Linked DNA regions of Homo sapiens: region 2 is linked to region 1. Evidence: chromatin contacts called from ENCODE Hi-C or POLR2A ChIA-PET data. All regions are on one chromosome and are shown on one strand. The core of a region is the stretch at or near the end of the contact, and the rest is flanking DNA. Distances in the headings are between cores, read along the strand shown. Region 1 overlaps TRAF3 (TNF receptor associated factor 3). Region 2 overlaps CDC42BPB (CDC42 binding protein kinase beta).

The links. Hi-C counts contacts between places; a loop is a spot of excess contacts on that map. ChIA-PET counts read pairs that join two places held with the same protein, here RNA polymerase II (POLR2A). Pooled maps may share reads with other maps.
Region 2: a pooled map shows a loop between it and region 1 (4-fold over the local background). The contact joins two enhancer-like sites. A Hi-C loop is called at or near these places in 2 of 50 pooled maps. POLR2A ChIA-PET finds 5 or more read pairs at or near these places in 3 of 52 experiments (A549, H1 and activated T-cell).

Annotation. Positions count from the first base shown.
Region 1 is chr14:102,798,237-102,801,488 of GRCh38, reverse strand. The region is part of intron 1 of TRAF3 (TNF receptor associated factor 3); the gene reads right to left. Among named protein-coding and RNA genes, the nearest start is that of TRAF3, 22 kb to the right of the region's middle. RefSeq lists an enhancer at 2,622-2,671. Within about 2 kb of position 1,773, at least 2 of the 41 ENCODE cell types and tissues checked have a DNase peak (open chromatin) inside an H3K27ac peak, as active enhancers do.
Region 2 is chr14:102,984,146-102,987,397 of GRCh38, reverse strand. It overlaps CDC42BPB (CDC42 binding protein kinase beta), which reads left to right. Exons shown (of 37, transcript NM_006035.4): 6 at 818-911. Among named protein-coding and RNA genes, the nearest start is that of AMN, 63 kb to the right of the region's middle. RefSeq lists enhancers at 1-321, 322-956. Within about 2 kb of position 1,551, at least 2 of the 41 ENCODE cell types and tissues checked have a DNase peak (open chromatin) inside an H3K27ac peak, as active enhancers do.

The sequences.
Region 1 (3,252 bases), core at 524-3,023:
CATACCAACACACTAACATGGCATATACTGACCCACCTATAAGCTGGGTATCTATAGCACCACAATCCTTATCCAAAACCGAGGCCAGATGTGTTTCAGAGTTCAGAATTTTTTGAATTTTAGAAAGGAAATATTGTACGCATATTTTATATATTATATATTATATAACACTCCAGGGAAGTCTGAGGCAGTAACCATAAGAAAACACATTAATTCACCGGGTGTGGTGGCTCTTGACTGTAATCCCAGCACTTTGGGAGGCCGAGGTGGGAGGATCACTTGAGTCTAGGAGTCTGAGACTAGCCTAGGTAACAAAGTGAGAAGACACGGAGTCTCGTTCTGTCGCCCAGGCGGGAGTGCCGTGGCGCGATCTCCGCTCACTGCAAGCTCCGCCTTCCGGGTTTACGCCATTCTCCTGCCTCAGCCTCCCGAGTAGCTGGGACTACAGGCGCCCGCCACTGCGCCCGGCTAATTTTTTGTATTTTTAGTAGAGACGGGGTTTCACCGTGGTCTCGATCTCCTGACCTCGTGATCCGCCCGCCTTGGCCTCCCAAAGTGCTGGGATTACAGGTGTGAGCCACCGCGCCCGGCCAGAACCCTTTCTTTACAAAATTTAAATTAAAAAATCAGCTGGGTGTGGCGGCACAAGCCTGTAGTCCTCGCTACTTGAGAGGCTGAGGTGGGAAGATCTCTTGAGATCAGAAGTTCAAGGCTGCAGAGAGCTTTGATCACACCACTGATTCTAGCCTGGGCAACAGAGCAAGAGTCTTCTCAAAAAAAAAAAAAAAAAAAAGGAAAAGAACAGGAAACATGTTAATTAACCATCTGTGGTAAAATAATGAAATATTCATATTAAGTGGAATAGAGATTATAAATAGCCTCACATAAGTTCAGGCCAAGTGGCACCAAATCTATGAAAAAACATTCCATTTTCAGAGGCTCTGGGGTTTCAGCACTGTGGCTGAGGAACTGGGGCCTGCACCATCGCACTCACTTTATGTGCTACGGTCCTGGTTCAGAAAGGCCAAATAACTTGGTCAAGTTCATGCAGCTGGGAAAGAAGAGAGGCAAGGTATGAACCCCGACTCTCTCACCCAAAGCCTGCACGGTGCTTCTCACACTTAAATGAACGCAATGATCACCTAACAGCCTCTCTGAGAGCTGACTGTGAGTCGGCAGGTCTGAGGCAGGGCCTGGGAAACTGCATTCCTAAAGCACTGGGGCTCCTGGAGGGAATGTGCTGCTTCCACTGGACCAGAGGCTCCCAGTCCAGCAGGGCATCAGCACTCCCAGGAGTTCTTTAAAAATTCCCTCTAAATCTGAATTTCCAGGGTCTTAACTGATAGAAATTGTATGGGTGGGGGCCTCAGTTTTTGTGGTCATTTCTAATAGCCCATTAAGAGAAATAAATCACTAATAAAGTAGGGCTCTGAGAAGGCAGCCCGCAAGCCCAGTCAGGAGTTCCCCTTGGAGTCCCTACTTTCCATCAAAGGAGTCTAGGAAGATTCCAGCAATGACCACAAAATGTTATTAAATTCCTCAGAGACAACATACCCCAGCCATCCCAGGTTCTGGGGATCACAGCATTTTTCACCCTCCCTTGGAATCAACAAAATCCTACACATACCACACTAAAGGCCAAGTTCTAGAGGACAACCACAAACAAATGTGAAAACTATTGCTGCCTGGCAGCTGACAGAAGGAAATACTTAGCAGAAGACTATGAGAAAAGAAGTGCTTGGCCAAGAGCAGTGGCTCAGCCTGTAATTCCAGCACTTGAGATGCCAAGGCACGCAGGTCCTTTGAGGGCAAGAGTTCAAGACCAGCCTGACCAACATGGTGAAACCCCATCTCTACTAAAAATACAAAAATTAGCCAGGTATGGTGGCATGTGCCTGTAGTCCCAGCTACACAGGAGGCTGGGGCAGAAGAACTGCCTGAATCTGGGAGACGGAGGTTGCAGCGAGCAGAGATCGCACCATTGCACTCCAGCCTGGGCGACAGAGTGAAACTCCGTCTCAAAAAAACAAACAACAACAACAACAAAAACAAGTAAAGAAGTGCTAACACTTGGGCTAGGCTACACTGTGGGAATGAATTCATGAACTGAATGGAATCTGCACATACTTAATCAAACTGTGTATTCTGAATTATGCTCACGAGATGCTAAGATGGAAAAGAACATGAGTGGTAGTGCAGCTGGTTCCTCCCGCTGTGTCAACTCTCTGCAGGTCCTCTGATGTCTGCTAAGCTCCTCCCAAATGTACCCATCATGAGAAAGACTCTGAGCAGGACTTCCACAGCACTAATCTCCCCCCAATGCCACCAGACTCTTAATTCTGCTTTCAGTAGTCCAAATCAGCCACTGCTTCTCACACCCAGTCTCAGGTCACTTCTGATATGACATGTATGTACCCCAGCCTGGTCACCACCCTAATGCTGGTTCTCTGCAGAAGCTCATTTGGTTAAATTCCTCATGTAAACTGAACAAGAGTCCTATTCTGACCTCGGTATTAGCTTTTGATAATTACTAATCCTGTAATTTGTCCTTTTTTTGTTCTATTGCCTCCTTCATAAAGTGTCACGTTCCAGACTGAAACTGGCAGTCTGAATTTCCTGAGAACACAGAATGCCTCATGGAGCATTTTTATGCATTTACCTAGCACTGTAACAGCAGGACTGGCACCCATGAAGTGCTTTACAAAGGTCTGCTGAGGCCGGGTACAGTGGTCATGCCTATAATCCCGGCCATTTGGGAGGCCGAATCAGGAGGATCACCTGAACCTAGGAATTTGAGACCAGCCTGGGCAACATAGAGGCCCCATCTCTACAAAAAAAATTTTGTTTTTGAGACAGGGTCTCGCTCTGTCGCCCAGACTGGAGTGCAGTGGTGCGATCTCAGCTCACCACAACCTCTGCCTCCCAGATTCAAGCTGTCCTCCTACCTCAGCCTCCTGAGGAGCTGGAACTAATGGCACACGCCACCACACCTGGCTAGTTTTTATATTTGTTTTATAGAGATGAGGTCTCCATAAAGCCCAGGCTGGTCTCAAACTCCTGAACTCAAGCAATCTGCTCACCTTTGCCTCCCAAAGTGCTGGGATTGCAGGTGTGAGCTACCGTACCTGGCCCAAAAAATGTTGGAAACTTAGAAAGTGAGGATCACTTGAGACTGAGAGGTCGAGGCTACAGTGAGCTGTGATCGCACCACTGCACTCCAACCTGGGCAACAGAGCAAGACCCAGTCTCAAA
Region 2 (3,252 bases), core at 302-2,801, 190 kb before region 1:
TGTTTGCATTCATACTGTTGAGTCATGTAAGCTTATTGTGCCAGAAAAAAGCATTCATGCTCTGAGGTGCCCTGCACCCGCACATGTGTTTGAGAGCGCACAGAAAGTAGTTTAGAAACAGGCGTTAGTGGGACAGACCTGTGTTTATGTTCCTGCTCCAGCACGTGCTGCTCTGTAACTGTGGGCAGTTGGCTCAGCTTCCATGTCTTCATCTATAAAGTGCAGTTTTGGGGGTATGGGGCGGTTTGCAGCAGTCTTCCCCCAGATCGCCACCTGCCTCCTGGACCTCGTCTGGCCACTGCCGTCTCTTTGTGTGGCAGCCCCCAGCCAGCTTCCTCCACACGTGTCCCTCTGTCCCTTTGTCCCATTCCTGTTTTCCGTGGTACTCAGCACAGAGCTTGCACCGTGTGAGCCTGCCTGAGACAGCAGTGCCTATTTGTGTTTGCAAGACCTCAGCTCGTGTGCAGGCTTCATGAAGGCAGGGGCAGCGTTGTCACGTGCATAGGTGGGTGGGCTGGAGAGCAGTGCCTGGCACCAAGGAGATGCTCAGGAGGGGCTCGTTAGCTGGGTGGGCAGACGAGTAGGAATCGTCACAGGGCCTCGCCAGGGTAACTGGGGACTAAACGAGGGGCAGTGATACGACTTCGGCTGCCACCATGCCAGCTGAATGTCACACAGAGGCATTTGTACTGGATGGTGACAGCTGTTCACAAGAGGATATTAGCATTTATTCATCTGATCACCACTAGTTAAGGGCTTTGATCTACCTAATGTGTTGCATGGAGATGGTTAATTTGTGTGTTTATTTTACAAACAGAGACATTAAACCTGACAATGTCCTTTTGGACGTGAATGGTCATATCCGCCTGGCTGACTTTGGATCATGTTTGAAGATGAATGATGATGGCACTGTAGGTATTTTTGTTGGAGATTTTCCATTTGGTTTTGGGTTTGGCATATAGTCAGAAGGGAAGTTTTCAATTTGAGGTACAATTAAGAAACCAAGTATATTAATTCAGAAAATGAATCCATTTTGGAGATAGTTGAAATTTTCTGTTTGGGGAGTTTTGTTTCCCAAATAAAAATTAAGTTGGAAAGCATCTTTATTGCTTTTTATGTTTACAAAAGTAATATGTGTGCCTTCCAGAATGGGAGTTGTCAGGTTTCCTCAATCCCAAGGTGGCTAAAAGCATGCCAGCCCTGTAGCAGATCGAGGGCGCTCCCTGCTTCTTCCTTAAAGGGCCCTGTCCAGGCTGGTCGGGTGGGCAGGCATTAACCATGTAACTGTACTTTCTCACTTGTGTTGGGGCAGGTAACTTCCTGCTAGGGGTTTCCTCTCTATGGGTGTTGTAGACCTAGAAATAGAGTCCTAGGTGCTCAGTGTTACGGGGCCAGCTGACACTCCCGCCAGCAGGGAAAGAACAGGAGGTTGCCCCCGGATCGGCTATCACCAGGAGACCCAGGCTCAGGCCACAGGCCCTGTGGTCTCCACCCCGCAGTCAGACCAGCGTCATGGCCGAGTAGCCTGATGGGGGCAGTCCCAGCTCTGCTCACACCCTGTTGGCAGCTGCTTGCAGCAAACTGCTTTCACTGCGTCTGTGGCCACTGTTGCAGTTTTGTTCTTACATGTTTGGAGTCTTTTCTTTTTTGAAACCTACACTTATCATAAGGTCTAACATCAAATAGTTTTCCGAGAGAGCAATCCCTTTCTTGCCTACTGGCGGATTTTCAAGCAGTAGTGGAAGCACCCATGTGACTGGCTTCAGTTGACAGCGTTTTATAAGAAATAAAGCAGTTTGCTCATTTTCATTCCACAAAGCCAGTCTCTTGTTTTTAATAGTCTTGACCACATATTGATTAATTGGTAGGCGGGTGCTGTCCTCCACTCCAGTCTTCCAGTGACTAGAACAGGTCTGAACCAGAACATGGGTTACCCTCCACACCTCCACACCACCCTGTCACAGTATAACCAGAGCATGGGTTACCCTCCTGACCTCCACACCACCCTGTCACGGTATAACAAGAGCATGGGTTACCCTCCTCACCTCCACACCACCCTGTCACGGTATAACCAGAACATGGGTTACCCTCCTCACCTCCATACCACCCCGTCATGGTATAACCAGAACATGGGTTACCCTCCTCACCTCCACACCACCCCGTCATGGTTTAACCAGAGCATGGGTTACCCTCCACACCTCCACACCACCCTGTCACAGTATAACCAGAGCATGGGTTACCCTCCTGACCTCCACACCACCCTGTCACGGTATAACCAGAACATGGGTTACCCTCCTCACCTCCACACCACCCCGTCATGGTATAACCAGAGCATGGGTTACCCTCCTCACCTCCACACCACCCCGTCATGGTTTAACCAGAGCATGGGTTACCCTCCTCACCTCCACTCCACCCCGTCACAGTAGTTGTTCATCGTGGAGTCACCGCCCAACACCCCAGTGGTCCCGCTGTCTGTAGGAGCTCCTGTGGGCTGGCCACGCACTCGTGCAGGGAAGTGATAGAGGTGGAGTTCTCTGCTGATCCATTCAGCCTGAGCAGTTCTCACACCACTGGCTCTGGGGTGCTGCTTGGACCCTGTGTCTCTCTTCCCAGAGGGGACCCTCGGGAGAGCCTGGCCTTCCCCAGACAGGCCTGTGGTTGTTGTCTCCAGTTCCTGCCTGAGCCTCAGTCTTAGAGACTCAGCCCGTCAGGATGGCCCTATACTCTCCATCGTTCTCTCTGCTTGGATGATTTCTCAGCTTCACCAGGCTCCTCCCGCTTGCTCTGAGGTGGCCCGTGCCCTCGCAGCTTTCTGCAGAGGTGTCACTGTACTCTGGCACCTGCCTGCTGATGTAGATAGCAGGGGAGCTGTTTTCTCCCTTGCGGGGGTAGGAGCGGTCTTAGCCTCCTGGTGCGCTGTCCAGGGAATGCCTGAGCACCCGGCTAATGCCTGGACCAACTTCTGCATGTTCCCATGAGGAAGACCACAGGGTCGGCTGCAGGTGAGCAGCCTTAGTACCCCCAGAAGCTTATTAGAAATGCAGCCTCTTGTGCCCCACTGGAGTCTTTATTCTAAAAACAGACCCTACACAAGACTCCCTGCGTGCTGCACATGAAAATCAGAAAGGCTGGCCTGTGCACATGTGGCCCCTGCATCACACTGGGAGCAGTGACAGAGAGTGGGAAATGCCAACCCTGGGGGATTGGAGAGGCACTGTTTGGGGCTGTGGCTGGTATTTGGGTATTGACAGA